2 separate regions of the Mus musculus genome follow, and region 1 is linked to region 2. Evidence: chromatin loops called from intact Hi-C (ENCODE). Cell type or tissue: left cerebral cortex. All regions are shown on one strand. Each heading gives the region's core, and the rest is flanking DNA. Links, peaks and the distances in the headings are about the cores only. Region 1 has its middle 19 kb from the start of Gm39831. Region 2 overlaps Pla2r1 (phospholipase A2 receptor 1).

The links. Hi-C counts contacts between places; a loop is a spot of excess contacts. Peaks named below come from ENCODE experiments on the same cell type or tissue, not always from the same donor. Only the 100,000 strongest peaks of a DNase experiment are listed, where the experiment ranks them.
Region 1: it touches region 2 in a loop (2.8-fold over the local background); 16 of 42 quality-filtered maps call a loop at or near these places.

The regions. Positions count from the first base shown.
Region 1 is chr2:59,523,098-59,539,240 of GRCm38, reverse strand. No RefSeq gene overlaps it. Among named protein-coding and RNA genes, the nearest start is that of Gm39831, 19 kb to the right of the region's middle. In left cerebral cortex, for the core only: no CTCF peak of the experiment used is centred there; DNase peaks (open chromatin) are centred at 5,519, 7,909, 8,234, 10,302 and 1 more place; H3K27ac peaks cover 377 bases.
Region 2 is chr2:60,409,343-60,425,485 of GRCm38, reverse strand. Pla2r1 (phospholipase A2 receptor 1) reads left to right here. Exons shown (of 30, transcript NM_008867.2): 26 at 1-134; 27 at 1,111-1,227; 28 at 2,705-2,881; 29 at 5,046-5,078; 30 at 5,184-7,943. The coding sequence ends at 5,473. It overlaps Gm13580 (predicted gene 13580), which reads right to left and starts at 13,961. Exons shown (of 3, transcript NR_046065.1): 1 at 13,769-13,961; 2 at 13,478-13,639; 3 at 12,912-13,117. In left cerebral cortex, for the core only: a CTCF peak has its summit at 7,183 (motif pointing right); a DNase peak (open chromatin) is centred at 7,195.

The sequences.
Region 1 (16,143 bases), core at 4,313-12,312, 890 kb after region 2:
GAGGATGCACATGAAAAGAAAAAAATCTAAAAATATCAATATTTTTAGGGCATGGTGGCATCCACCTTTAATCCTAGTACAGAGGCAGGAAAGAGGCAGAGGTAGGTCCAACTCTGTGAGTTCAAGACCAGCCTGGTCTGTGTCTTAAGTCCCAAGGCACCCAGGACTATGCATTGAGAGCCAGTCTTAAGCCACAGGCCCCCAAATCAATATGCTTTTTGTCACATAATTTTTGAAATCAAAAACTTTTTTTTTTTTTATGTTTTGAGACAGGGTTTTCTCTATGTATCCTTGGTTGTTTTAGAATTCACTCTTTAGACCAGGCTGGCCTTGAACTCAGAGATGTGGCTGCCTCTACTTCCCCAGTGCTGAGATTAAAGGTATGTGCCATCACTGCCAAGCTTAAATTTTTTAAATATTGTATTTGTTGGTGTATACATGTGAAGACAGGTGCCTGTGGCGGTCAAAGGCACCAGACTCTCCCTACCCCCATCCCCTGGGAGCTGGAGTTACAGGCAGTTGTGGTCATGCCTACCACTGGAGCTCGGCGTTGAACTTGGACACTCTGAGTACCCTTAACCACTAGGCTATCCCTTCAGCTCAATGGAATTTTCTTTTAATGATAGGGATTCATTATGTAACCCTGGTATTAAGTAGCCAGGTCCTTTTAGCTCTGCCTTTGAAATACTGGAATTTCTGGCATGTGTGACAACATCCCAAACTATACTGAAAAATAAACAACTCCCCTCAAACCCCCAAACTTTTATTTTGTCTTTTTTCCCCAGTTACATTATTATTGTTAGGTCTCAGGAAGTGTGTATGTCCAGAAAAGGCAGTCCTGGCTTATCTTAAGCTGGATTTCTGGTGGTTAGGTACATGGGCACATTCCTCAGGAACTTGTGAAATGGGTTTTCATTAGCCAAAAGGAGTCATTATTTCCTTGCCTCTGGCAGAAGAGACATATGGCTTTCATTGACGTATACCTGTGGCTGCCTCTCAAAGCACACGGCACATGCTGGCCCCAGCCTCCCTCAGTCCCCGCCCGCAAGTACTTGGTGTGCAGTTCAGAGCCCCCACACAGTCTGTCCTCTCTTACACTTCTACCCAAACTGCCTGCTCCAGCTGATGGACTTCCCTCCCCCCAACTACTCGTCTTCCTTATAACCCAAGTGATTTCCCCACGCCCTGCTTTCTGAGCTCTGGCCGTGTCCAATCTGCTGCTTTTTCTCTCTGCTCTCGACTATTCCAGATGTCTCTGTAAGTTCTCTCTCATCTACAACCCCACTTCCTCAATCATGGAGCAGACATTTGGATGGTTTCTTGACTCCTTTCAAATATTTATGTTGTTGACTTACATGTCTGATAGAAGCCAGTATCTTGACCCAAAAACAAGGCTAGAGATGCAGCTCAGAAGTTAAAGGAACTGGTTTCTCTTCCAGAGGACCCGGTTCAATCCCAAGCACTCACAAGATAGCTCACAACCATGTGACCCCAAGTACAAGAAATTTGATGCCCTCTTTTGGGCATCAAGGGATTTGAGGGGAATCGTTTATCCAAGGGAACTGCATGCCACATGGTGCGCAACACACATGCAAGCAAACACTAATACACATAGAATAAATAAAATCTAAGAAGTCAATCTTTTTTTGTGTGTGGTTTTTCGAGTTTCTTTGTGTAGCCCTGGCTGTCCTGGAAATCACTCTGTAGACCAGGCTGGCCTCGAACTCAGAAATCCACCTGCCTCTGTCTCCTGAGTGCTGGGATTAAAGGCATTCGTCACCACGCCCGGCTAAAAAGTCAATCTTACTAGCAGAGATATTAGAAGTAGGGGTGCTTTTGAAGTTTGTGGGGTCTGGTTTTAAGGTGTGTCTTTCTGTGTTAGAGCTTGACTGATACTGGGCCAAAGTTCATGATTTTATTGTCATTGGTGAATATAGTCAAGTTAGGATTTTGAACTGAGTCATCTGAAGGTAAGTTGTTAGACTGGGCCTAGAGTTCAGAGAAAGAGAGAGAGAGAGAGAGAGAGAGAGAGAGAGAGAGAGAGAGAGAGAGAGCACTTGCCCATTATGTACTGGGCCCAGCAATCTACCCTTTGTACCATGAAATAAAACAAAACCAATAAGTATACAATCATGTGATGACCGTAGCTGAGCTCTCTGTTGCCATGGGGAAATGCAACTTCGCCAGTATCAGCCACTGAAGGTGGGGTTGTATTCCTCAAATGTACTTGTGAAAGCTCTGATTTTCAACATGGAAGTGGGATTTGGAAGGAATCAGGCTTAGACGAGGTCATGTGGGTGGGGCTGCCACTCTGGGGTTAGTGTCCTTATAAGAAGAAGGCCAGCAGCCCTCGGGATAGCAGACCCTACACCTCACTTGGGCATCACAGTAGAGATGTGGGATGTAGGTGAGCTAACTCTGAGGGTGGAGTATGGGAGAGCTGGCCCTGCCACTCGTATGCTGTGTGGTGACACGGGCAAAGGAGAGATCCCCGTCCCCTCCCCTTGCCACCTATGGCAGGCAGGAGAGCTGGCCCTGCCCCTCAACCACTGCAGCACTTGGGAGAGTGAGCCCTGTACCTCACCTGGGCAATAGGCTATAGCTGGCCCTGGTTGTGGGGTTGATGTTGAGACATCCCTGAGGGCATGAAAGCAGCTGACCAGCTCAGATGCCTCTCAATCCCAGACCCAGGGCTTCGAGTCAGTCTGCCTCAGCATCCAGCCCATCTATGAACTGCTGGCGTGCATGAAGGGACCGGTCCTACAGATCCAAAACTACAGGATCTCCACGGCACTGGGCAACAGCAGGATATCCAAGAGAAATCTCAACAAGACTCCAGTACTGATAGAGTAGCAGAGGGCAGAGGACTTGTACCAGACTCATTGCGATGAACATTCAAAAGCCGATACAGTGGGACACGCTGTGACACACTACAGCTTCCACAATGAGACTATTTTTTCTCTGGGGTAGGTTGCACGAGTGGAGGGCAGTTATGAGGGGTGGGGGAGATGAGTGCGATTGGGGGACATGATGTGAAATTCACAAAGAACCAAGAAAAAGTTTTAGAAGGGTTGGGGGTGCAGACACCAAGAAAGGCCTCTTGATGTCAGAGTGAAAGGGCACCCAATGGCAGGGCAGGAAGAAGTCCCTTAGCAGGAAACAAGCCAGGGTACGTTCATCTAGACCGTGCCCGTCTCTAGGATGCTGAGGGACTGGGTGTGATTTAAGCCACTTGGTCTAAACTATTTTGTCGTAACAACTTCAACCAGCAAAGACACGCTGATGAAGAAAAACTGAGTGTCTATTATTTGAATTTTTTTTTAAAGGATATTCAGCTTTACCTTCCTAATTAAGCATTTTCTGACAGGTAAAACCTTTTGTGTTAACATCGACGACGGTAAGCTGTGTGACGTATCAGGTCCCAGCATATCCAAAATCCAATACAAAACCATCAGTGAATTCCTCTTCAGTTTGTCATTATTAGTTTCAGAAAACAATCTCATTGTATCGATTCATTCTGGCTACTCTATAGAGGCCTTCTAGGGGAAAAAAAATCTAAACAAACCAAAAATAAGACCTGATAGGATAGTAGCCAAGTCTGGTGACCTGACTGTATTCCCAAAGACCTACATGTGAACAAGCTGAGTTTTGCAAATTATCCTTTGACCTACACACACATACCCATGCCCTTCCTTCTTCACAATGAACACACACACACACACACACACTTATGAATAAGTGTATAAAAATTATATATAAATATATATTTAAAATATTTTTAAAGAACTTACAGCTATAGTGTTGGGAACAATAGGGCCATGTGACCGTGACCTCAAATCCACAAAAGATAGTAAGATTAAATAAACAATTCAGAGACTCTTTGAAGGACCCAAAGGAGTTACCTGTGGCCGGTAGCACATGTCTAGGGTCCCAGCTTTTTTGAAAGCTGAGGCCCAAGCATCACTTGAATTAGGAGTTCAAAGCAGCCCAGACAACACAGTAAGATCCTATCTACACAGCATGAGCTCATCGCAAAGTCAAAGTTGTACAACCAGCACCAGGACAATGATCCAAAGGAGTCAGCCATCATGAAATGTTTTGCTGTGTTATTAAATTTTTAAAAGCTAGGCATGGGATTATATGCCTGTAATTTTGAAACTCTGGAAGCAGAGGCAGGAAGTTTGTAATTTTGAGGGCAGTGTGGGCTACATGCAACACTTGGTCTCAAAACAATTTTAATTTGTACACTCATACCCATACTGGTATTATTCATAATAGCTGAGAGAGAGAAACATCCCAAGAAACTCTGATATGTAAATGAATATGTGAATAGATAGATAACTTCATAGGATTAAGAAAAGAATCCTACTGTGTGCTCAAGTCTATAATGACCCTAGCATGAAGGAGGCCCCCTAGAGTTGTGTGATGTATTTCAGTCACAGTGTCTCTAAGAATCCCCAAGAGAGACCAACACAAAATGCTCAGGCCCCAGCTGGCTCTTCAGGTAGTCCAGAGTGTGGTGGCCCAGAAAATGAGGAAAGAGGAGACTTTTTGTTTTGGTAAGACACGAACAATTTGGACAACACAGGTTGTAGCAGCGGTGGCTGCGGGGGAGGCATCAAAGTTAATACAGCAAAGCCACAGGAGCCCAGCTGGCAACTCTGAAGGGAGCTTTGAGTCACAGTGGTGGGGGTGTTGTGTCAGGAAGGACAGGCGAGCTGCTGTTGCTGCTAGGCTGCGGCCACAGATAAACAGGTTGTCACGTGAACCTCCAACAGGGCCTCTACTCAGAAGTGATTTTCCTACTGTTTGGGAACACCTAGGTTTCTAATTGCTCCTTTAATCACTTAGAGACAATTAGAAGTGCAGTGAATCTGCAGCGCCCTTGGGTTCCAACCTCTCATTCTCAGATTAGACAACAGCGCTGTAAAGACTTCATATGCCGCACACTGCCACACTCGAGCAGACGCTTGGCTTTGATCTGCGGGGCCTCTGTGGATGGAGAGGGACCTCAGAGTGGAAAGGGCACCTGAGAGGGAAGCCAGAAGATTCCAGAGGCAAGAGGCCCCATATCACAGTTAAGGTAGTTTCTCCTTTCCCATGAGCGCTATGTTCCGCTCCAGGAAGGGGCTCCTGAGGAGGTGACATATCTTCCTATAAAGGACTCGGGAAAGTCTTTCTAGAGGGAAGGACTTGAGCAGGTTTTGAAGGGTGAATAAGAGTTAGGCAAGAGGAAAGAATAGTAAACTCTGAGATTCTGGGTGCTCAAGGTAGAGTCTAGAGAGGGGGTACCAGGAACACTGTGTCTGGTATCCTACAGGAGGGCCCTAGGCCAGGCTGAAGAGCCGCGTTGCCTCCAGTCGCACACAAAGCCGACCAAGGAGCCGTAAGCAGCCTGTGGAAAAGGATTCTGTGTTGAGGGGGAGACGCCTCATACAGGGCAAGTGGCAGTGGGAGAGAGTGGGGGTGGGGACACCAGGGAGGTAGGTGGCTGTTGCAATCCCTAGGCTGTGTCTCATGAGTGAGAGAACTTGCCAGGACAAGCCAGGCAGGGGGTGGGGATGCTCAGCCTCATCTTCTGCATCCATCTGTCCCTTCGCTCACAGGGGGCCTCCTCCCCCACGCCAGCAGAATTTGTGATGTTCTGCAGCCATGGCCAAGGCTCAGAAAGGCCTGTGATGAGTACCACCAAGGTCCGGGGGCGGGGTGGGGTGGGGTGGGGGGAAGCTACCTGCTCTTTTGTGTAACTACAGCACACACATGCGCCATAGTTAAAAGGTTAAACGAGTGGGCAGAGATGCTTCCAGTCAGGGTCATTTTACATCATGAAATTCTAGCTGGAAGTAGATAAAAGGACACTCTAAAGTTGCATTAAATGTGGGCATTTGCCCCCCAAAGATGCCTTCCTCCATCACAGATCATGCTGCTAAGCATGTTAGAAGGAGCTAAAGCTGGGTCTGACTTCCATGGATCCAGGCAAAGGACCTGTGGCTGGAGCATCGACCTGATTCCAGGTGCCAAGCTGATGTGTTCAGTTCTTGGCTTTAGGGCTAATGGAACACTGGCTTCAAGCCGTTGAGGCTATGAGGGGAGTTCTATCTTCTAGACCTCCATCTTGGCAAAGTGCTGTGCTCAGCCAATGAGGAGGGAAGCTGGAGGCTTCTCCCTGGAATATAAGCTTGGGGTGTAGATGCTTGTGAGCCACGAGGCATGGGTACTGGGAACTGAGCTCAAGAAGGGCAGTACTTGCTTTTAACGGCGCTTTGTTGCTAAGAGTTAAAAATTGGGTAAAGAAAAGACTTAGGGCAAGGCCAACTGAAAAATTTGTCAATGGTCTGGAATAAAGATAGCTTCATGGCAGAGTGCTTGCTTGGCATGAGTCAGTCCTCAGCACAGAGGAAAAGATGATAACACATTGGGTAAATGCGCCCACCTGCCTCCCAAGCCTGAGGGGCTAAGCTGGATCCACAGAACACGGCTGGGAAGGAGAGAAGCGACTCCTGAAGAGGTCCTCTTCCCTCTACGTGTTCTCCATAACACATGCATGCCCACGTTCACTGCCCCCCACAACCAAAAATAATAATAATAAATAATTTAAAATTTTTATTAAGACATATTAATGAGTTAGGCATAGTGGCATGTGCCTTTCTTTAATCCACTCAGGAGGCAGAGGCCTGAGGATCTCTGGGATTTTGAGGGCAGCTACAGAGCAAGTTCCAGGACAGCCAGAGCTACATAGAGAGACTTTGTATTTAAAAAAGAAAAAAGGGCATATTAATGACTCACCAGATTGCTGTAATGTCATGCCTTGACTAGAGAAAAGAGGTAATAATAATAATAATAATAATAATAACAGCTATTATTTTTCCAAGCTCTTTAAACTTATATAAGCTACTTAATCTTCATCAAAATTGGTAAAATTATCCTTATTTTACAAAAGATTAAATTGAGAAGTTCATTGTGTCACAAAATCAAGAGAATGGAAAGGACCTGAAAAATATATACTATATGGCATCCCACTGTCTCTTGGGAATTAAAAAGAAAGAAAGAAAAAGTGAGAGAGAGAGAGAGAGAGAGAGAGAGAGAGAGAGAGAGAGAGAGAGAGAGAGAGAGAGAGCAACAACAGCAACAACAACGAACCAATTGCACGCTATTATAACCTGTGCAATGCCTCCCATGGTGGCTGGCTTTATGATTGATGGAGAGGTGTAAGAAGTTACTTTAAGGTTTTACAGATACTTCACTGGGAACTAAGAATCAGAGTTTAGGGGTCCTGTGCTAACTAATGCTGGGATGGAGCCCAAATAAATTCATCACTTACTCCAGAAAACTCTTAGTCCTGAAAGAGCAGGAGTGGAGTCAGCTGAGAGGTTTGTCAGTAACTGCTACATCTTGTTCATCAAGCATTTCCTAGACCCCCATAGCCTTGAACCCATGAATGCAAATTTTGATGCCTCCTCATTCCAACCAGTCCCCTCCTTCCTAAACTTACCTGAGCCGTGCTGGAAATGATGGGAAGTTTGTGAGCCATGCTAAAGCATGATGGGAACTTTGTTGAGGTCATGCCCTCCCCCAGCTTTGCTTCATCAACAACTTTTCTTTTCTCTTAATTTTTGGCGAGTTAACTGTTGGCACTGTATATATTTAACTGTGGTTCTGGTGAAGTTATTGCATTGTCAGTAAGATAGCCAAATCTTGGGGGAGATACTGTAGGTATAAAGTGTATGTGTAGGAATTCTTACTGTGGCAGAGAGGTGTACCCCAAAAACAACCTACAAATATACAAAGGGGCAAGGGTCGGGCAAGGGCACTGCTGCCCTATGGCAGAGCCATCGATAACTATAATGCCTGACTCTGGCACCTCGAGTACTCAGCCACCCACACAGCCACACAGGTGCCAGATTCTACCATGAAATGTATCATGAGCCCCTGTCATCTGCTCTTAAGGGCAACGCAGAAAAACTGTACAGGCAGAGGTAACTCTACATCTAAGAAGACAGACCAGAGGCTTTCAGCCTTACTGGATTTAGGTGGACAGACCCTTGGTTCCCACAGAGACCGTGCCATTGGGAAGGGTTAGCTAATCATCATTCAACCTCATGCCCTGCAGGGATCAGGGAAGGAAGAAAAACTGAAATGACAGTGGAGAGTAAAGATAGAAACAGCAGTAGAAAGAACTGGCAAGTTGGGAGTCAGTCTGAGTCATGAGTGCAGAGTCACCAGGTTTGGAACAGCAGATGCTCAGTTCTCCTGGGCACCATGAGGTATCGGAGTCACAGAGCAGCTGGTACATCCCAGACAGCCACAAACCCTGTTCCAGTTCTCCTTGAAGCCATTGGCCTTGGTGATGATGCACTGAGATGATGATGATGATGACGATGACAGTGATGATGGTGATGATGACAATGATATAAAAATATAAAACATGTAATTTCACATTGACGTGAAATTTAACACAATACTATTTATAATTTTTTTTCAGAGGTGCTGGAGGGCAAACCTAGGGACTTGAGCATGCTAGGCAATTGTTCCACCACTGAACTACACTCTCATCTCTGCGTTGATCTTAAGTGAGAAGTTCCAGAATTTTGAAATGCACATGTAGCCATATAAATACCAACCAGGACATGAGAGGTCTTTTTCACAACCCCCAAAAGTTACGCTGTATCCCTTGACAAATTAGCATGCCTGTTCTTATTTTTGTGTACAGTGTCCTTTTAAATCTGGCTGCTTTCTGTGCAACATAAATTACTTTCTTTTTTGTTGTCTGTTTCATTGTAGGGATGGTTACAGTTTGTCTTTCATCCTGCTGATGGCTATTTGAATTATTTCTACTTTAGAGCTGTTAAGAATAAGGCTGTTATTAGACACTGCTCAGAGGAGAAGGGGAAGGGGGTGATGGTCGGGTGAAAGTGGACCCCTCAGCTCCTCCCTGCTGCCATGTGCCATGGGCTGTGCTGTCCAGCTGTAGAGTTACTGGTACTGTACAATAACTCTAACGTGGCTTGTGTGTGGCAACCGTGGAACTGCAGTGGGAACCTCTGAATGCTGGAACGCCAGGGTCTTGGGATGTCTGTCAAGGAAAGCTTCAGGCATGGCCCTGGGTGGTTCGGGTTCCTTCTGGAAAGGTGTTGAGTTGTCAGGCTTGGCTGGCCCATCCTCACTCTGTTGTGTGGTCTGGGCAGCCAATTATCCAGCATCTGAACTTGGACTATCCAGTCCACTGCAACTCAGGCTTTCGAGAGGCCTGACAGTGAGAATATTTGAACGGTGCCAAAGGGCAGCAAAGAATGCGGTGTGTTACGAATGAACGGCTGCCCTGGGATTCGAGGTATTGAGGTCGGCGATACAAAGGACTAAGGAAAGCATGTGTGTGTGTGTGTGTGTGTGTGTGTGTGCGCGCGCGCACGCACATAACTCTGTATGCAGCAAAAGGAGCGAGCTGAGGTTCCCTAAAGCTCAAGAGAGAATGAATGGGGTAGAAAGAACCGTGCAGCAGGAGAACTGCCAGAGGGGCCCCTTGGGCTGAGGAAGTTGTTTAATGTGCAACTGGCAAAGGGCAGAGAGCAGCCTCTGGAAGTACTTACAGGACAGTGCTAGCATTGAACTTGACGCCACCAGCCTCCTGTGGGCTGTGTGCTCTGGGCTCCTAACGACTAACACAGGCACTGGAAGCTGGGGTTTGTCTCACTTGAAAGGCTTTGGTGTTTACCCCGAGGTTCTGGTCCCAAAGCACCAATTTTACAAAGCCACGCAATGAGAGGCAAGGCTGTTTCTTCAAACCCCCATGCTTCTTCACCCAGCCTTAAATAACGCCAACAGTGGGAACCATAAAGGTCTACCCCTTTTAGCCTTCTGTCTTCTTCTGGCATTAATATTCAATAAAAGCAGTGGATAAAAAAAATTCCTAAGTCCTCCCCTCCCCCCAGACATAGAGTGAATAGCAGGGCATTTTATAAGTTATTGATCAAATTCTAGTTCAGGAGAGAAAGCTAAATGTGTGGGACTGCAGAAAGAGACACTTTGCTGCTGTGTGACCTTAGACCGGTCACTGCCCCTTTCTGAAGCCCGGTCTACTGGAATAACAAGGTCTACTGTTTCTGTTCACTCTCAGTCTTAAGTAAGTCAACAAAAACGTCCTTACAGAATCCCACTCAGTACCTAATAGTTCCCACTGTTAGTCTTTCCTTTTGTCTTAGCTTTCCTTCCCGTGGGAAGTGGCTTGCCTCATAGGGCTCAAAGGAGAAACTGTATGAGCGATGGTTTATAAATGTGAAGTCCTGCTGCAGAGGTTGCTGTTGTAAAGCAGGCTATTCTGTTTTCATCACAGTTGTTAGTCACTCCTCTGTGTTCCAGACATTCTGGAGAGTCTATGCACAAAATGAACGGCAAGTTACTTGGGTCCCAAAAGCCCTTTGGAGGAGAGAGTGATACAACGTAGCAGGCTTCTGGCCTTTAAGACATTAAGTTGTGAAGAAAGGAACCCATTTATATTATGTTACTTTTGAGATAGGGCATCACTGTGTCACCATGGCTGGAATTAAAGTCATGACCCTCCTGCCTCAGCCTCCTGAATGCTGGGACTATGGTCATGTACTGCCATGCCTAGCTTCCCAGAGTTTTGACTGGGAGAAAAAGTCCTTGTTAACTGCTCTACTGCGCAAGGGAATCTGAAGAACTATCTCCAATATTCAGCTTGAAAACAGATTGGGACGAACACACACACACACACACACACACACACACACACGAGTTAAATACTCTTGTCAAAGCTATGAAAACCTGCTGGGTGGTGATGGTGTATGCCTTTGATCCAAGCACTTGGGAGGCATAGGCAGGGGTAATCTCTGAGTTTAAGGCCAGCCAGGTCTACAGATCAAGTTCAGAGACAGCCAGGGTTATAAAAGAAAAACAAAACAAAACAAAACAAAACAAACAAACCTAAAACTCAGGGACTCAGCGATTCTTAGCACTTGAGCATCATCTCTTACATTGTTTGCCCTGGAAATGCTCTCTGAATCTGTAACCATAGCAGGATATTGCAATGGAAGGCTCAGCTCCGTGTTGAGCTGCGATAGGCATAATATTTCAAAGTTAGGCCGTGGACACCATCTATGGAACAAAAATGGACTTCCAGATTTTGCCCTCTTTTCCATGGAAAGACATATTTATCCTCTCTGTATGTACATAGGACATACATGTACATTGCCAAGGATATAGGGATGCGGGGCCATGACCTCAGGCCATGTAAAGCATTCTTAGGTACTGTGAGTTGTGACAAAGATTCCCATGGAGGAAGCTCTAAAAAAACCCCACAAAACCCCATCAGAGAAGATAAATCAGTTACACGCAATCATATACCATTTCCTGTTGCTATGAGAAAACATCTGAGACCTTGTAACTTAAAAAGTGTAGCGGTGGGTATAGTTCGTGACTCTGGAATCCATGACCACGTGTGTGGGTCAGAACACAGCAGAGAACCGAAGGGCAATCTGTGTAAGAGATGGAACACGGGGTGTGGGTACACTTTATCACAACTTTCTCACTCAAACGTACACTCAGTCCCTCAGGAAAGGCTGTAATTCTCCTCTAACTATTGCATCAAAGCCTTCACCTTCTGAGACACCCACAGTAGCAGCCAAATTTCCAACAGGAGTTTCAGAATGGACAAACCATATCGAAACGTAGCATCAACCCATCAGCAAGAAGAGTGGGGAGCACCTCTTGGCTTTTGTTTTGTTTTTGTTTTGAAGTGCAGTTTCAAGTAGTCCAGGCTGGCCTTGAACTCTCACTGAGGTCATCAAGCTGGCAGTGGGGATCATGGAGAAGTTGACAGCTCCTTTTCCCCCACCACAAACCTCCCCAGGAGCCACCTTAGCCCTCAGAGTTTAGGGTTTTACTTGGGACCCAGCATTTAAAACCTGACCAAGTGTTTGTTTGTGTTCTAAGAAACAGTTTCTCCCTGAGGACCTTCAACTACACAGATAAGCATCGTCCTGCCTGAGGTTTTTGGCAATGCCGCCCTGCTAGTGGTCATTAGGAAGTGCGTGGGAGTCTGTTTTGATTGTCACAATGGTTGGTGGGGAGGAGGATGAGGCGAGACTTTATAGAGCAAAGGTCTGGGATGCTAAGCATCCTAGAATTCCCAGAATTGTCCTGCATGAAATTGGACCAGCTCCACCCCCGTGGAGCTACACCCTCAGAAGCCAGGCCTTGGAAAGAATGGGGGCTGGCCGAAGTATAAGCACATTTTAACTGTGTTCCCTTTGTGCTTACCCACTGTGTCCGTGACACCGAGATTGAAATTCCTGCGCTGACCTATAAAACTCTTCCTGATGCTCAGGCCTCCAAGCTGCATCGATGCTGTGAAGCCAGGCAGGAGCTCATGGACTGATTGCAGCCTGGAGCCTTAGAAGAGCTGGCCAGGCTTAAACCTGCTGGGGTCGGGGCACTGAACTCCAGGATTGGCTAGGCTGAGAAAACCTGGCAGGGTCTGATTATGTTTGACGGAATCACCTCTGTTTTTGGTCTTGGAAGTCTCTGAATGAACTAGCTCACACAAGGTAGTTGTCATGTGACTGATTTAAGATCCTGAGATGCATGGATACCTGATTATGCAGGTCGGCCAAGGTTAGCCACAGAGATTCTTATTACAGGGATGGCAAGAGCCAGAGTCCAGAAAAGGACATTCATGGTCAGAAGCTGAAGTCAGAGAGGTTTGTTTTGATGATGATGATGTGTGTGTGTGTGAGTGAGAGAGAGAGAGAGAATGTGTGTGTGTGTGTGTGTGTGTGTGTGTGTCTGTGTGTCTGTGTGTGGTACTAAGAATGTTCTAGAAGTACACACCTGGTTTGAGGTGTAGTAGAAGTCTTCCTTCTCAGGAGGCCTGGCAGGTCTCGGCATGTTACCTGAGGAATCTTGTTTTGTTTTTTGTTTTTGTTTGTTTGTTTTTGTTTTACTAGACAGGGTTTCTCTGTGTAGCCCTGGCTGTCCTGGAACTCACTCTGTAGACCAGGCTGGCCTCCAACTCAAAAATCCGCCTGCCTCTGTCTCTCAAGTGCTGGGATTAAAGGCGTGAGCCACCACCGCCCGACCTGAGGAATGTTGTAGCCACAGCAAACTAAATTTGAAGTTTCCAAGGAGACAGTGAAGGAGGCCCAGAAATTTTCTTCATCTGCTCTCAGCAACCTGCAGCCATGGCCCAGGACTTCATGATAGAAATGAGTGCGTGCAGGAAAAGAATCCAAAGGAGCGACAGGAGTTCTGCATCATTCCTGGTTTTCTCAGGTAGTGAGTGTGGCCCCTTTGGGTGGAAAATTAGATGCCACTTCAGGTGCATTCACCGGAGGCTTTCAAGGGTTTCTCTCACCTTACCAACACCTGCATGATCCAATGCCATCTCAGATCTTGCAAAAGTAAAAACTGGACTAGCAAAGTAAAAACTAGAGAAAATTAAAAGGGTGAAATTGATAACCAACACCTCTTTCACTGGGGCAGATCACAGCATCCACAGGTCAGGGACTCCGACGGCCATTTCAATATTACCTGAGAAGTTCTACTACAGGCCCCACAGTCTCTTGTCTTCCCGCAGAACATACATAAATATTTAGCTGCAAACTTCAGGACAGAATAAAGCCAGACCTCCAATTTATTTGAAAGGAAAATTTTATAGCAGATACTTAGGTCGTTAAAGAGAAAAAGCAGCTGAACTGGTTGTAAAACTGAAGATTAACTAAGAGTCAACATGAATTCTCTCAGATCCTGGGTAGGAAAACCAGTCATCACTCAGAATTAGATCTGTGGAGCGGGGGGGACCAGCTCCCTGAAAAGCTCTGTTTTCTCTCAGGAATACTTAGCTTGGCATAAGGAAAATGAAAACAAATTAAAACAAAACAAAACAAAACTCATTTCTGGCTTCATTTTCTCTGGAGAGTTAAAAAAGACACTTGTGTTGAATGCAGGTTTTCTCTGCAACCTCATTCTGGCTGTCAAGTGAGAAAGCCCAGTGTAGGCTCTCCAGCAGCTCCGGTCTGTCCACACGTCTCTGAAAACAAGACCTCCCATACACAGCTAGTCTCCTTTCGTCAGATGAACGTTTGGAAAGAAATTTTACTTATAGTATGTCCTACAGGAAATGGTGGGGTACACGTGGTACCCCCTACTTTTGCTGCAGTTGGATGTGAAAGGGCTAATGTGTGTTTCCCAGCACATTTTACAAAACTTTAGTACATTAAGAAGACCTGGCTACTAAGGTCGAATTCTACCATGCCTAGATAGTTCTTCTGAGATCCATGCAAAATGGAGGACTCTCATTTGCAGTGGGAGTTCCTCCTCTCCTTCTGATCTGGGGAGCCCGGTCCCAATCTCCTACTTAAGCAATGTCACCTAGTCCTTGGCAAACCTGAAAGTTCAACTTCCTCTATCCTGGTAAGAACCCACCCGCCCGGCATCACCTGGGATTTCTGGAATGCCTCTCCATACGAGGCATTGACAGTTCTTTAAATTCCAGCCAGTGATTTTGTTTGCCCTGAAAACTCCTCCCTACTCACCAAAGTTTATATATAACCCTTTTCCACCCTCCAAAAAGTATCTGCACGCAAGCTGTTTCACTGAAGATGGTCTAAGAAAGTTGTTTGATTGAGTATCGCCTAAGAGAGCTAAAATCCTTGGTGAAGACGCCCATCCCCAACTCCGCCTCATCCTTGCAGCGTGGTGTGCAATGGCGGCATCTGGACAACCCTGAGGGAGGAAACATAGGACTCAGAACCACAGCTGGTCCCCAAACTTGTTCCAGAAAGAAGCACAAACTCAGTGTAAGCAAGACTATCAGGCTATGAGACCATCTGTAAATGGAATACTTCATGCTGCATACCCACTACTGAAAGGTTCTGTGACTTCACACAAAACTTCGGTATCGGACTGACCAATCCTCACCTCGTCCTCTGACCACTGCATTCTGTGTGACCTTAGCAACAAATTGTGCCCTCCTCGTTCCATACGGCCATGCATCTCTATCTCGATAGCGCAAGGCCACCACGCAGAGTCCATCTCTAGGACTCTCAAACCAGTCTTTTTACACCATGCCCAGCTCTGTGCCAGATCTTAGATCCTGCTCTCCCTCCCAACCCTGCAGCCTCTGTTGTTTTTCATCTGTCAGTGTTCACTGTGTCTCGGGTTATCCAGGAAGCCAGTGTTAGGTTAAATGCCCTACATGAGAAGAAGTTCTGTGCCCTCGTCCCTCAGGAAGTGAGAAAGCAAGTGAGGGTGTCCACTTTCTTGTTGCTGCGTGCGGTATCACAGTGTTTTTAAAAGTGGGGGCAGGGAGGTAGAAGAGGGAGAATATGATAGGCTTTAATTTATTTTATTTTGGGGTGCCCGACCTATTCTATACCCCATGTGTGGGTTTGGATTGTTCTTTGGGTAACTAGAATCTTCCCAACTCCCAGTTTCTTTCTCATGTATTCTAGGCTGTCCTTGAACTTGCTATGAAGCCAAGGGTGACCTTGAACTTTTGACCCTCCTTCCTCCACCTCCCAAGTGCTAGGATTACAGGCATGTCCCACCATACCCAGTTTATGTGGTGCTGGGAACAGAGCCCAGGGTTTTGTTCCTGAGAGTCAGCAAGCACACACGGAAGTTACATCACCAGCTTCAGAAATGTTCGTTTACAGCATCCTACAGTCTCTTCTTCACACTCCCCATCTCCTCTTAGCACCCCCCACTCCCCTCCCCCCACTCTAACCCCACCCCACCCCCACCCCTCCTCCAGCCAGGCAAAGCCCAGCACTGGCTTAGCTGTGTTCTAAATCCACCTGAGGTATGTGTGCTCACTGTTTGGTATAAAGTACAGCCTTTCTCAACCCCTTCAGCCCTGCAGGCTCCCCTGAGGCCTCTGGTGACACCCTGTAAGCCTTGGTCACTTTGTTACTGCCTCCCCACCCCCATGGTGGTGCTTGGATTTTTAGGCCCGATCTCTCAGCTTATTTCCATTTCTTCGGAGGCCTGTGGGGAATTCTGAAACTCTTTTTGGGGGGGGGGGGGATTTGAACTCTTAAGGCCTCCCTCAAACTCTGAGAGCCTCAAGGGAAGAGATTGGCCCAGGCGTGCTTGCTGTAGGACTGACCCACTGCGGTTGCTGTTATC
Region 2 (16,143 bases), core at 2,775-10,774:
GGCATTTGAGCACCCAGGGCTGTGCTCAGAAACATCAGTTCCCTGGATAAAATTTAAAGGTAACTGCTACAGTTTTTCCACAGTCCTGGACAGCAGGAGTTTTGAAGATGCTCATGAATTTTGCAAAAGTGAAGGTAATTCTTCTGTGGGGCTAACATACTTGCATGTCCTCTCAGCAGCTCAGTAAACAGTGTGCTTTCTCGCAGGCTGATTATCCAGGGACTTTAGGGGCCACGAGGACTACTGAAAAAATAAAAAATAAAAAATAAAAAAACTATTGAATTTGCTTATTAGGGGGACAACTATTATAGGCAGTTCAAGTCCCAGTGCAGACTTTGAAAACCCAAGAGTGTGCCTCGGTGTAGAGCTTTCCTACAAAATTCTTCTGAAGCCATGCGCGTTGTGAAATTTTAATGTTCTCTAAACTGGCTAATCAGTATTTTAACTTTTAAATGAAAGCTTTGTACACTTTTATACTTAAATCAAACATCACATTGTAGGTGGGTGTGGTGACGTGGGGCCTTTAATCCTAGTCCTCAGGAGGCAGGGAAAGATCGGTATGCGCTTAAGGGCAAGGTCTACATAGTGAGTTTCAAGCTAGCCAGGGGCACATAGTGGGACTTTGATTTTATTTGTTTTGTTTTTAATCACCTTGAATTTGTGTGTGTGTGTGTGTGTGATGATATCAGGTGTCTTTCTCAACCACACTCCATTCTGTATATTTGAGACCAAGTCTCTCACTGAACCTGGCCAGTGAGCCCTACTGGACCCCTCTGTCTCTGCCTCTCCACCTCTGATCTTTACCTCAGTCCTGAGGCGGCAGCCTTGGGTCCTTGGGTCCTTGGGTTTCTGCAGCAGGCACTTTAGTGGCTCATCATCTACTCAATCACTTTTTAACAATAAAAACCAGGAGTTGGGGCTCCAGATCATCCTTAGAGCTCCTGCCTAGCATGGCAAGGCCCTGGAGTTCCAGCCCCAGTAGTAGGAAGGGAAACCGTGTGTTGAGTAACCGAACGATTGTTTTTCAAAGCCAGGGCTTCAGGAATCAGGGCCCAGAAACATTTCTGAGTCCCCTTTACCTTGCTTATTGGCTGCTTGTCCCTTTTACAGGATCTAATCTGTTGGCAATCAGGGATGCGGCTGAAAATTCATTTCTCCTGGAAGAGCTTCTTGCGTTTGGGTCTTCTGTGCAGATGGTTTGGTTGAATGCTCAGTTTGATAATAACAGTAAGTGCCATGGGTGCAGAGGAGGCGCAAGTAAACACGCAGTCCTGAAGGCCTCTGGGAGCCCCAGGATGCCTCTTGAACACAATTGCTGTGAAAATATAGTGTGAACCCTAAAGCCACACCTCCAAACAAAACAAACGGACAAGTTAACCTTCACTGGGACACTGAAGCTGCTAGTTCCAGCTCTGTCCCCGGGCTTAGTCATACAAAGGCAAGACACGTTGACCTGAAAACACCCCACTTTCTCAAGCGTTCGGTATAAACCACAACAGGATGGGGGAGCTGTTTCAGTGAACAGCTGTGCTTTTTGAATCCTTATAGACACCAGTGTGTATAATCGGAGGCACACTATTCTTTATGTAACTGATTGTCTTGGTCAGGGTTTCTATTCCTGCACAAACATCATGACCAAGAAGCAAGTTGGAGAGGAAAGGGTTTATTCAGCTTACACTTCCACACTGCTGTTCATCACCAAGGAAGTCAGGACTGGAACTCAAGCAGGTCAGGAAGCAGGAGCTGATGCAGAGGCCATGGAGGGATGTTCCTTACTGGCTTGCTTCCCCTGACTTGCTCTGCCTGCTCTCTTATAGAACCCAAGACTACCAGCCCAGAGATGGTCCCACCCACAATGGGCCTTTCCCCCTTGATCACTAATTGAGAGAATGCCTTACAGTTGGATCTCATGGAGGCATTTCCCCAACTAAAGCTCCTTTCTCTGTGATAACTCCAGCTGGGTCAAGTTGACACAAAACTAGCCAGTACACTGATGTTATTGAAAAGTACTTGTAAAGAAAAGTATTTTAATTGGCATAGAGAGTGTGTCACAGTGGTGCAGGATGGTGGGTATGGAGACCCTCCTCGCAAGGGGTATTTTAATCCTGGACATTGTTTGAATTTCTAGCCGATGGCGATAACCAAAGGCAAGCCAACTTGCAGTTCACTTTGTTGTTAGTTATAAATTCTTTTCAGACAGTGCAACACACCACACACACCACACACACACACCACACACACACACACACACACACACATACTTACACACACACACACATACACACACACACACACACACACATACACACACACACACACTTACACACGCACACATACTTACACACACACACATATCACACATACACACATACTTTCACACACGCACACACGCACACACCGTATTAACTATGTATGGGCTGAATTTTCCCACTGAATCACTTCCCGTATAAGAATGGCTTTAGGAAATGAACCTTCTTGCTATGGTGTTGATGTTAGAATTTCAAGGGATTTTCTATACATTAATTTTACTTTCTATGTGACCGCCTGGCTGGATACGTATCTTTTTTGATGTTTTGTTCATGAATATACTCATGGAATTAAATGTGCCTCCTTAAATTTGGAGGCTGCTTTAAGGACTGATCCCAGTCTTAGACTGTTAATCATGCACTTCATTCATAACAAGCCAGCATTTTTTTTCCCACAGACAAAACCTTAAGGTGGTTTGACGGAACACCCACAGAGCAGTCCAACTGGGGCCTTCGGAAGCCAGACATGGACCACCTCAAGCCACATCCGTGTGTTGTCCTGAGGATCCCGGAAGGAATATGGCACTTTACCCCATGCGAGGACAAAAAGGGGTTCATATGTAAAATGGAAGCAGGTGTGTGAAAGGAGAAAGAATTTCTTCATATTGACCCTGGTTAATGCCGACCCGCCATATCAGAGAGTTTTTCAGATAGATTCTGGCACCGTCATCTTGCTCCACATCACACACGTCAGAACATCTCAGCTCCTCTAAGATGAAGGGGGGGAAATCATTAATCATATAGATGAAATAAGACATGCAGTTTACACCAAAAAGAGCTGTGCCATGCTAGGAGAAAGTGTAGGGTCATCTTTGGTCGTAGGAAATATCCTCTGTTTATTTGGTGTATTTGTTACGGAGAAGTAGGTATAATTCTGCCTTGTGAGTAGACTTTGCCAAGAAGGTCATATTTGAGTCCATGGTGAGCAATACGGTTTACGGCAATAGAAATTGGTTTTAGAACGTGAAACCAGAAAATTCTAGCCATTTGAAAACAGCAGCGGAGGCTCCTCAGCTAGCGTACCATGAGGACCATTGGCGTTTATGATAATCAGACTATTCCTAGAGTCTCGTTTTGGAAGAAGGAAGGTTAGAGTGCCTCTGGGCTCCTGGGTAAGGCTTCAGAGAAATGAGACGCTGGGCTCTGAAGGAGGAGGAGGAGTGTAGAGAGCTGGAACAAAGAAGGACAGATATGTTAAACCAAAGGCCCAGCATTACTAAAAAGCAGCCACGGAGAATGCACTAGACTGGAGTACCATACACATGGTGCTGACCAATGAGGCTGGATCCAGTGCTTAGCTATGGAGCTGAGATTCCGGGTGGAGCAAAGGATGCCCTGTGTGTAGGGTAGACACCCACAGTGAAATACACTCACCAGATGCAAAGGACAGTGCCGGTGATTTAAATGATGTGACTGAAAACACAGGGAGAAGTAGGAAGACTGACAAGACACTGGCAAAGAAAGAGAAAGGGCTGCCAGCAGGAGCACAGGATGCTTGAAACCCCAAAGTGCGGCAACATTGTAGCAGACAAAAGGCTAACAGCATGCCCACGTTTTCCCTGGCATCTAAGCATCAAGAGCAAATCAAAAACACCACCCCATAATGTCCAGTTTTAAAGTATGGCAACTTTTCAAGGCCCTGGATCAGTTCAAACATACTCATCCTATCGGTGAGAAAAGTGCCTGTCCAAATAGGCTGCATGGAAGACCAGATAGATTTCTTTTGGGTTTGCTTGTTTTTAATGTAGCTTCCTGGAGTAGCTCTTACTCCTTTGTTCAGCCTATCAAGGAACTTGCTACAAAGTCCAGACTGACCTCAGACTCCCAGAAACCCTCCTTCTCCAGCACTCGCTCTCTCTCTCTCTCTGTCTCTCTCTCTGTCTCTCTCTCTGTCTCTCTGTCTCTGTCTCTCTCTCTCTCTCCCCCTCCCTCCCTCCCTCCCTCCCTCTTTTCTGTTCCTAGACCTGAAATTGCAGAGGTTAAATGTTAACCCTTGAGATAGTCTTCTTAAATGAAAAATGTTCTTACAGTAAAATGCCCTAAAACAGAAACTGTGTCACTTCAGAATGGAGAGTCCATGGATTCCTTTCCAGACTCTTGGGAATCACAGATGAGAAATGTGCTGACTGTAAAGATGTTACATACAGACAAGCAGGGCTTTTACTGCTGGGCAAACTCTCCATCTAATCCCAACAAAAAGATGACTTCCTGCTAGTAAGGACCATGTCTTGCATATATTTCTGCTATGATAGTTCTGAGACTATATGGAAATCTTTTGGCTTTAGTAAATTAAAAGGAATGAGGGAAGAAAGAGAAAAAACCACTTGTGTTATGAACACCAATACTTATCAATATAAATGGCTCATGGGCTAGCAATATGTCTCAGCTGGTGAAAGCACTTGCTGCCAAGCCTGGATCCAAACACTGGAACCCACATTGTAGAAGGAGAGAACCCACAAGTTGTCATGTGACCTATACACACATACCATGGTGCATGTACCATGGTATAAGACTGACACCTCTCTCTGTCTCTCTGTCTCTCTCTGTCTCTCTCTCTCTCTCACACACACACACACACACAGAGGAGAATACATGAATGAATGACTATCAGAGCTCTAATAAAACATCATTCATATACTAGGCATGGTATATGAGCAATAGTCTGATTCTTGCTTTGCTTGAATACATAACATAACTTAGATGAATTTAAAGAAATATTTGTTTATTATTTGATTTTAGGCATCCCAGCTGTAACGGCGCAGCCAGAGAAAGGTAGGTTTGGAAGGGAAAGAATATTTAGATATTTCTTAGAATCAATACGATAGAAGGTAGGCATGTGACAGTATCTGTCCTCTGTGTTTCTTTGTCTTTCTCCAGGACTAAGCCACAGCATCGTTCCTGTCACAGTAACGCTGACGTTGATAATAGCCCTGGGCATTTTCATGCTTTGCTTCTGGATATATAAGCAGAAAAGTGACATCTTCCAGAGACTCACGGGGTCTCGGGGTTCTTACTACCCCACACTCAACTTCAGCACAGCACATTTAGAAGAGAACATTCTCATTTCTGATCTTGAGAAGAACACCAATGATGAAGAAGTTAGAGATGCTCCAGCTACAGAGAGCAAAAGAGGCCACAAAGGGCGTCCTATCTGCATTTCCCCTTAACGAGATGCCGTTATAGTGTGAATTGCGCCTCTGTTTTAATTAATCTTCAAGCACTGGTTTTGAATCTTAACCAAATCAGATGGGATTTAACGTATTCATTTCCTTTAACTGTGGCCCATTCTGAAAAGGCCCATTATTTTAAAAGACAAGAACTATTAAATAGAATTCTCAGGCCAGTCTGGTAAGCATTCAGTGTGTAGGTACACTCGATACATTAAGAGAAAGGGGGCGTGTCCTCTCACTCCATATGACAGGATGGTACTTCTGCCAGTCAGTGCTTGTTTGATTCTAAATCAACCATTTTTAAATGGTGTGGTTTGGGAAAATCCTAAATTTTAGACTTCAGGTTCTGAGCTCTCAACTAATACTTTGAATGACAAAGTTATATTAGATCTGATTCTCAAGTTAAGTGGGAGAAATACCACCTTCTCCTACATATGAAGAACTCAGTAGGCAGGCACTCTCAAGAACAACCATACAGTTTAAACTGTGCCATAAACCCTCACCTGTTAATTGATTACCTTGATTTAAAGATATCTTTTAGGTAAGTTTAAAGAAATGCATTGAGAGTTTAATATTGTCAAAGTTCATGGGCCTTACTTATTAAAAACTAAAATCTAAAATTATAAAATACTATATAACAATCTTTTGTTATTGTTCTGTTCTGTTTTGTTTTCAAGACACAGCTTCTTTGTATAAACAGTCCTGGCGGTCCTAGAATTCACTTTGTATGCCAGACTAGCCTCAAACCCTCTGCCTCCCAAGTGCTGGGATTAAAGGTGTGTGCCACCACTACCTGGCAATATGTAATCTAACCAGGGCTTACAGAATAGATGTAACTCAAACTTAAAGAGAAAAAAAAGTGAAGATCTGAATTGTGCTCCCATTAGAACCAAACTAAACAAGATGTTGAAAAAATACTGAATAAAACAACCCTGGAGAAGGTGTTTTAAAATAAACTGTCCATTCTGACCATCTCCTTTTAGTCTTGGATTAGTTGATGCCATTGGTTGGTTAATGAGGATTAAGAGTATGATATTTGGGGCCAGGAGACAGTTCAGTTGGTAAAGTATCTGCTGTGCCATCTTGAGGACCTGAGTTCAAATCCCCAGTACCCACATAAAGACTAAGTGCAGTGGTGCACATCTGCAACCCCAGCTCTGGGGTGGGTATGGGACAAAACCAGGCGAATCCCAGAAGCTCTTTCACCAGCCAGTCTCGCCAAGCTGATGAATTTCAGGTTCAGTGACAGACTTTATCTCAAAAACTATCATGGGAAAAGACACCTAATGTCAGACTTTAGCCTCAGTATGCCCACACATATATGTGCATGCACACACACACACATTAAAATTTTAAAGTATATTTCCTGTGTATTAAAAGGTCACAGGTTTGATATTCTGTCATTAATTTATGATAAATAAAAGTGTCTCCATAATCAAGAGTAAGAGGTTACTTGCCGTCTGAGTGTTTACTGGGTGTCTTTATTAAGATAGATCTTCTGTTCTAGCACAGTCCTGGGGTGAACCAGTCAGGGTGGCTTCTATGCTCATGACACGTTATTCCCAGGGAAGCAATCTATACACAGACGACAGGAGGTAGCTATGAAAATTAAGTATGGTCCCTGGGATAAACATGGGCACTCTCAGGCTTGCCTCCTTGTGTATTTCTGCCAGTACAATCCATGGCCCTGGTGCTACCTGCCACTCGTCACTAGGGGGCGCTCTGAGAAAAAGTATGAATGTGTTCTGCACAGCAAACTGGGATCCTTATCAGTACAACCTGAAGACTAGAGTCCCTGTAGACTATTACAACGACTACAGCTCCCGGTCACAGCTCTTTGCTACTGCTGTTATGTGGCTGACACACTGGGACACTTGACTCTCATTTTGTTTTCCAAGTCATAGGACTTAACTTTTAAAAGAACATTATATTAGGTAGCAGTTATATATTTATGACTCAAAAGAACTAACCGGATGGTATAAAGACTCAATTTAAAAAACTCTCAAGTGAAATTAAATTTCCTTTTATTTTGGTGGATTTGATGAAGCTGTGGTCAATTAGCCTCCCAGTAAAAGTATAAAATCACACATAACAAGTGGACAAAAGTATGCCCTTGCAGCCGTGGCCTTGCTGAAAGAGATGAGATTGCTGTCAAGGCTCTGTTTTGAAATCCTGTGTTGAGCCTTCCCTGAAGCCTGTCCCCATGAACCAATTTGCACTTGTTCCCACTGCTGAAATTTCAGAAACATAGAGTACTAAGGGACTCGCTTTTTTCACATATGAACCCTTTAAAATCCTTTTCATAGATCTCTTCTTCTTTCATTAATTTAAAAATATTTTTCATACAGTATATCTTGACCATATTCCTTCTCCTCTCAGACCTTCCCCATCTCCTTCCCCACCTGACTTCATATTCTCTCTATTTCTCAACAACAGTACAATTAAAATAAACTAACAAAATAATAAGACCAAAAAAAAAAAAAACTAAACAAAACAAAAATCACACACATAAAGCAACCCTTGGCATTCATTTTGTGTTGGCCAACTGGTTGATATACCCAGTATCACTCCAACGGAGAAAATTGATTGCCCTTCTCCCAGCAGGTATCAATTGTAAATAGCTTCTTGGTTAGGAGTGGAATGCACATTTATTTTTAATCAGAATTTGATTTCTTATTTATTTACTGTGCATTCGTGTTTTGCCTGTATGTATGTCTCTATATAAAGGTGCCAGATCCCCTGGAACTGGAGTTTGAGGCAGTTGTGGGCTCTCATGTGGGTGCTGGGACTTGAACCCACGTCCTCTAGAGAAGCCCCAGAACTTAATTTCATAACTACAGCATAAAAAAAACATAGGATTAAAAATTCACTCATGATTAATATTCATCCCTTTAAAATATATTATTTTCCTGAAGGGTCTTTGACCATGGGTTGATCAAAAATTTACTAGACCTTGGGACCATTAAAAATTAAAATATCTATATATGTAAGTTTTTCCCCTGTGACTGACCTGAGTATCTTTAGATACTCCCAAGAATTGGAAAGTCTTGGATTTTTTTCAGTTAATAACATCTTGAGTTCTTCCTATTCTAAGAGCCATTCAGGTTTGATTGTCATCGAAAGCTCCACACCTGAATGGTCTCTTTAGATGACTGTTTAGTCTTGAAGTCTCTTTACCTCTTTAAAATGGCCAAATTAATATATAGTTAACGTCTGGATATCCAGAACAAACACAACCAAAGGAATGACGTATATAATTACCTTTACATTGTGGCTAAATCCATTTGAAGTAATTTTTTTATAGTGATTCACAGTTGATACTGGAGTGGATCAGAAGAGGCAAGAGACTCTGGATTCCTCATCATGTCTACCATTCAAATATTAATTGACATAAACAATTTCAGTTTAACACCTGTATCATGCCATGTGTTGTATGACCAACAAAATCAACATGTGCGTTCATAATTTGAGGCATAAAAATAACTGCACACCTGACAAAGACAGAGGCGGATGCTCGCAGCCAACCATCGGACTGAGCTCGGGGTTTCCCGGTGGAGAAGTTGCAGAAGGGACTGAAGGGGGTTTGCAGCCCCATGAGGGGAGCAACACTGTCAACAGGCCAGACCCCACCCCCAGTCCTCCTGGGGAATAGACCACCAACCAAAGAGTACACATGGAAGGACCCATGGCTCCAGCCACATATGTGGCAGAGGATGGCCTTGTCAGACATCAGTGTGAAGAGAGACCCTGGGGCCTTGATGCCCCAGGGTAGGGGAATGCCAGGGTGGGAAGATGGGAGTGGGTAGGTGGATGGGGGAGCACCCTCATAGAGGCAGAGGGAAGGGGGAAAGGATAGGGGGTTTCCGAAGGGGAGACCAGGAAAGGGGAAAACATTTGAAATTGAAATAAAGCAAACATCCAATTAAAAAAAAAAAATAACAGCACACGTTCTAAGAAACTAGGGGTAACTGAAAACTAGAGCCTTTAAAAATTCTGTGTGTTTTGGAAGTATGGGTTCAGCTGCTGATAGCTCTCTCAGCCCCAATGGAATTCCGAGGATCCTGGAGGGTGATTTTCCAGACTGCACAGCATTTATAATTTCATGTCTGGTCTTAACAGTTCAACATAAGACAACCGAAATTCAGTCTTGTTAACTCTTTATGTTGTGAAGCACTGTCAAGCTGTTTGCATGTGGTTTTACAAAAGATTCAGGCTCAAAGAAAAGGCCAATACTGCAGGCATACCTGTAAATAAATATCTAGACTGTGTGCTTCATTTCATTATTTTGTTTTGTTTTGTTTGTTTGTTTGTTTGTTTGTTTGTTTGTTTTTCGAGACAGGGTTTCTCTGCATAGCCCTGGCTGTCCTGGAACTCACTCTGTAGACCAGGCTGGCCTCAAACTCAGAAATCCGCCTGCCTCTGCCTCCCGAGTGCTGGGATTAAAGGTGTGCGCCACCATGACCGGCGGTTCATCTCATTATTGTTACTACATCTTCAGTGTTTTTAAAGAAGAGCCAACAAAAGTGCCCAAACATGAAGCGCTGGGTAAAGTAGAGAGAATCTGCATACGCCTCTAATTCCTGATGAAGGTTCTAATTGCAGAAGAGAATATCTCACGAAAGCCAGAAACTGAGCCCCCACGTGTGACAGTGACCTTCTCTACTCAGAGTTAATTAACATGAGCACTTGCTTCTTGCAGGGCACTTCGCTATAATTTAGAACAAATTAAGGGGAAAAAAAAATCACTCAAGTGCTGTTTTTCTTCCCACTGTGAAGTGAGCATGATGGACCAAATTTAATGCATCTAAAATGCTATCATCCGTTTCCGGGATTGATGAAAAGCAATGAATTCCAATATCGCTTTTTAAAAAGAATCCCAATCTGTGTTTCTTCTAATGTTTCCTATTAATGATCAATGAGTTTGAAGATTAATAAATGTCTTTTCCACTGCACCCATTAAGTCTCCTATCTACATTTGACTCACTGTATGCGCTCCTGGATATTTTTAAATAGATAAATCTTAAATTTAATGTGACAACCAGTTAAAGAATCACTTTTGTTTCCTCTTGCCTCTTCCCCAGCCCTGAAATTACAGCTTTATTGTTGTTTGTGCCTGGCCTGGAGCTCCTCTCTTTGTCTCTCACCTGATGAGGGCATGGCCCCAGTGGCTGTCTGAACTTTAACTTCTTAGTGCGTAGGGCTTTGTGGGAGCTGGAAATCTAAGTCATAGATATGATTAGCTCTCTTAGTTAATTAATCAATTAGTTAATGCTTAATTAATGGTTAGCCCTCTTTCCCAGTAGACCCTGGAACCTGCCAGGGGATGTGTGGAACGAAAGGAAAAACATGGGAAGAGACTCACAGAACTCAGTCAGCGGGGAGTGAGCTCTGGCTGCTAGAGTCACACTTCGATTGGGGCTGGGGAAAAACTGATTGGCCTGGAGCAAGCCTAGATGGGCAGTGTTTATCCAAGCCACCCCCACAGGGAGTGCTTAAGCAAGATGCCTCTGATCTGGCTCTCACTCCATTCTGGATGGCGGCTCAAAAGGAACAACAAAACTCCTATAGTCTCCGCCCACTGACCAGGAGTTTATGGGATGGAGAAGCTATCGCCTCCGACTATAGGGAGGGATCCAAGAGCTTTGAGAAAATGGGACCAATGGTGGACGCTCTCTGGCACTGGCATTGGATCTTATACTAAACTTCCCAAAAGAAGAGCAGGAACAGAAAACATATAGAGAAAGAAGATAGCCCCCAACAGCATGTTAATGGTAAATGAATGTTTCAGACTAATCCATAGCTTGTTTCTGCTCCCATGGAGGGCAGCCATTGAACTTTTCACGTGTGCTATTATTACTCACACTGCATGTAATGCAGTAATACCTGACTCAGTTGGGACCTCAAAGAACCTCCTTTTAAATCAGTTGTAAGAAGGGGTCATGGGGGCTGGAGAGATGGCTCAATGGTTAAGAGCACCGACTGCTCTTCCGAAGGTCCTGAGTTCAAATCCCAGCAACCACATGGTGGCTCACAACCATCCCTAGTGAGATCTGATGCCCTCTTCTGGTGCATCTGAAGACAGCTACAGTGTACTTATGTATAATAATAAATAAAACTTTTATATATATATAAAGAACATTGGTAGATACACTCTTAGCTTATACATGTATTTTCTATTAGAACACGCCCAGATGTGTTCACTCATCTTTTGGCTAAGGACAGCACCAATCAGTAGACTATTCTTTGCAGTTGGTCTAATCAGGTTTGCTCCATAAGCATCTGCTTCACTGTCACTAGCAGGTAAAAAAATTTACTGATGCTCGCGGACCTGTTTGAGCACCTTCAAAATCTCTGCAGTTTTCTCCCATATCTGAGATTCTCTTGCTCAATGACAGAATGTTTATTCATATTTTTGTTTCACAAAGCCGTTTTTGTAGTTTTTATATAAGAACTCCTGTAGCCCCATTTTACGTTTCAAAATAAATCATACGTAATTCGCAGAGCCTGGTACATCTGGCGTAAGTGGGTTGGTGAACAAACGAAGCAGCCGGTGTTAAAGACGGTGTTAGAGAATCAGTGGGCGCAGCAGTTGGGCCTCACCTTGGCTGAGTGAACGGGGTAGCTAAGTCTTTAGCTTCTGGGGTTCCATATTGCCTGAGGATTTCCTCTAGATCCTGGGAGGAGACTTGGCCTCTGAGCTTAACTCTGAAATCCTCACCGCTTGGCTCTGAATGTAAACAAGCCAGAAACCGGAGACAGCTCCAAGCAACCTGTCCAGATGATAACTTGGTGAAACATCTCTAGGGAATGAGAATATGCTGACGAAGCAGGCACGATCTCCAAGGAAGCAGGCCCAGACAGGCATCCGACGAAGCCTGGGGCGTGGGACCAGGGTTTCTGAAGGCCAGGCTTTCTGTGACATTTCAGATTTCAATTCTATAAGGATATCTTATTAGATGGGTGACTTATTAGGCATAACGACTTCACTTGTTCTATTTCCTTGCTCCCCAGAGTCACTGGTTAGACCTGTATCCTGAGGATGGATTTGTCTGCTACTGAGAAAACACGTGATCTCCCAGACTTTAATTCTTAGCATCCTAGAAATGTGATTTTCTTTGCTAAAACACAAGCCAACAACAAAAACCCCCGCAAAGGCTTATGGTTGCAATTAAATTTCAACTGGCTTACACAGAGATATTGATTATGTAAATATTCTGATCTTAAATGTCCTTGTGTGTGTATGTGGGGTGGGGGTGGGGGTACATGTGCACACGTGCTTGTAGAAGCTAGGGCTAAAACTTAGCAGCTCTTCAGCCATTATCTTTTCTGATAGGGTCTCTCCGTGATCAAGGCTGCCAGGCCAGAGAGAATCAGAGATCCACCTGTTTGTGTATCCTCGGCTCTGGGATTATAAGGGTATACCACCACACTTTCCTCCCGTTTCATTTTCATTTTTATTTTTGCACAGGTTCTGGGAATCAAACTCAGGTCTTCATGTTTGCAAGACTTTGCCACCTGAGCCATCTCCCCAGCCCTCATCTTAGATTCCTAGGTATCCATCAGTACAGTTGACATCATGGCGTCTTCCTCTGTCTTGAGTACAGCTGACTCTGTTGGGGCCGTGGTAGCGCTGGGACTGTGCTATAGAAGAGAGGTATAGGCATTGTGGTCTCATCAGAAAGGAGATCTAGACCCCCAGGAACCTGTCCCAGTACTGTGACTTTAGTGCTGGTCACTTAACTGGCAAAGCAGTCACAACCTGATTGTAGTATACCCACCTCAGCAGCTGCTTAACGAGAGTCAGCCAAAGTATTCCACTCCCTTGTCCCAGAAAACAGTCTGTTTCTGTGACACAGGAAGCAATCCCTGAGAGCAATGGCAATCTTTGGGGTCCAGCCCACCCCTACCCTGCCTTCTCTCTTGGAAAGCCATCCAGGGTTCCTAATGGATGCCCTGTTCTCATCCTAACTACTTCACCGTAGTATTTAAAAGATCACAAACCTGTTGTGAACGTCATCTTACAGATGACAAAAGCAAGACAGAAACATTCTGTGTTGTCGTCGTCGGTGATACACAGCTGACACATGGCAGGATTGGAATCCAAGACCATTCATGATTGCAATCCCGAGCTCTCATCAGCAGCACATGCTGCCTGCAGGGTGACTGGCGTCCATAGCACAGGGCAGAAGGGGGAGGTTAGAGGGAGTCAAGTGAGTAAGACCCAGGGACTGTCAAAGAGAACTTGTTATTTGACCAGGAAATCAGAGAAGGGCAAACAGTCTCCATACTTACCTCAAACACCCAGGGAGGTAAGACTGTTGCTTTGGAATCCCAGCTGGTGTTTGGAGCAGGGAGGCGGTGCCCAGGGAAGCTCTGAAATCAGGATGTTAAACAAGGAGGAGCAGGGAGGTGAGATGAGAACCCCAGAGGAGCACCCCAGAACAACCACAAACAAGGAGAAGCAAAGTTAACCAGTCGTTTTCCCTTAGTGAATCTTGTACTGATAAAACTCTCTCTGAGTTTAGCTGGTCCAATTGTGAGACATGCCCATTTCTGGTTCGGTCCTGCTCCTAGAAAGGGATACATTCCAAGAAAGGCGGGTGAGGCTGCATTCCACCTTAACTACAATGCAAGACAATCCGCTCTGAAAGTTACGAAACCTCAGGTAACAAAGAACTTTAAAGGAGTCCCTTTTACTTGTAGAGAGAGCATAGTGGAACTTGGCAACTAGAAATCAAGTCCTTAGAACAACAATATCAACCAACCACACACACACCCGAGCTCCCAGGGACTAAACCTCCAACCAATGAGTACATATGGAGGGACCCGTGGCTCCAGCTGCATATGTAGCAGAGGATGGCCTTGTTGGGCCTCAATTGGAGAAGAGACCCTTGGTCCTGTGAAGGCTCAATGCACCAGTGTAGAGGAATGGGAGGACAGGGAGATGGGGGAACATCCTCATAGAAGTAGGGGGAGAGGGGATGGGATAGGTGCTTTGGGGGAGGGGGGCAGCAAAGGGGATAACATTTGCAATGTAAATAAAGAAAATATCCAGTAAAAGAAAAAGAAAATAAGTTCAATCCTAATTTATAACAAATATGAATGAGGAAAAATTTTAAACATTACAGTTGTTAAATTTGTCCTTCCTAGCCTTGTGTGAGATAGCTTTTTTCCCTCCCAACCTACACATCCCCACTTCCACACCATGCTTTTGTTTTGGGGTACCCAAATAAAAAGACTCTATTCGACCTGAATAAGTCAAATGGAGTCTTCATGAACAGGCAGTGGGTCTGTCCCAAGCAGATTAGCAGGAAGCAGCCTTGACCTCCAGTTGCTGTGAGTTTTTAAGGTCAGAATGCAGTTGTGACACATACGGAAAAGCAGCTCTGAACATCTACCCCAAGCAGGCATTGTTTACAGAGGTGGAGAGATAAAAGTTACAGGCTCCGCAGTTAACCTTTAGCTCACAGGTCACATTGTACAGGAACGAGCGGGCAGGTCCAGAGGCCAGTTTACCTTAGGGATTTATGGTTGAGCTAAGTGACCAAAGACCAAGATACCCAGGATACTTTTAGCGCTTAAAGTATTCTTAGGAATACTTTCATGAGATGGAATAACATACTTCAGAAGCCTACCACACTATGAGCCGCAGCCACATCCCTTAGATGTCCTTGTCCCATGGCACTTCAGTTAGGTCCAGCCCAATGGCGGCTAGGGGGTAAGAATCAATAATGGAGCCAGGGAAGCCAAGCCAGGGCTGTGGATTTGCTGACTCCCTTCTCCCCTCCTGCAGCCCTGTGGAGGCCATGTTTTGTTCTAAGCCTTCTGCCTGTTGCTTGTCTGTGCCACAGGATTCCCGGGTCCGAGACTACCAACAACACAAACTTCTCAAGGCCTGGGACGGGAAAGTTCCCCAATGCCTGCAGGTGGAGCTGGACTTTAACCTTACACCTTTACTAAGCCGTTTTCAAACACCCCTCTCAGGGAGCAAGCTCTCTGGGGGAGCCCTAAGGACAAGCATGGGCCCCACTTGGGATGTTGGATTAGTTACTATTTAGGAGACTAGATGCTCCGGAATGGTGTGTGCGTGTGCGTGTGCGTGTGCATGTGTGTGTGTTGTGGGGCTTTTTTTTTCATATGAAGCTTTTCCAACACAACATAAAATTCCAATTAAACACTTGTTCAGCCCTACTGGACTCCAAATGCAAGCACAGCAAATCATCCCCCCCAGTAAACCATATTTGAACTGAAATAAGAGTGGACACCGTCGAGGGAGGAAAAGGCTATTATCAACTCAAACTGTTAAATTATACTTTCATGACTGAACACAACTGTAATCCATATTATTATTTTAGATTACACTATAAAACGCAGTCATTTATCGCCTTTCCAAAACTGAGTGGTAATATATTACCAAATTATCAGGGGCCCTTTAATAAAGCTCTTGAATTTGATTTATACTGCACGATGTCCCTTATCCTTGGGAATAAGGTATCCTTAGTCTTAAACCTAGGGACATAAAATCTCCCTCTAATCAGCTGCCAGAAACCTTCCGCTTCGGCGCCTTGTTGACACTGGTGTCAGCAGGACATTAAAGCTTCAAGCGTTTTATGTTTGATCAAATACCAACATAACACTGAAGCAGAAGAATGAATTCAGAGTGAGGC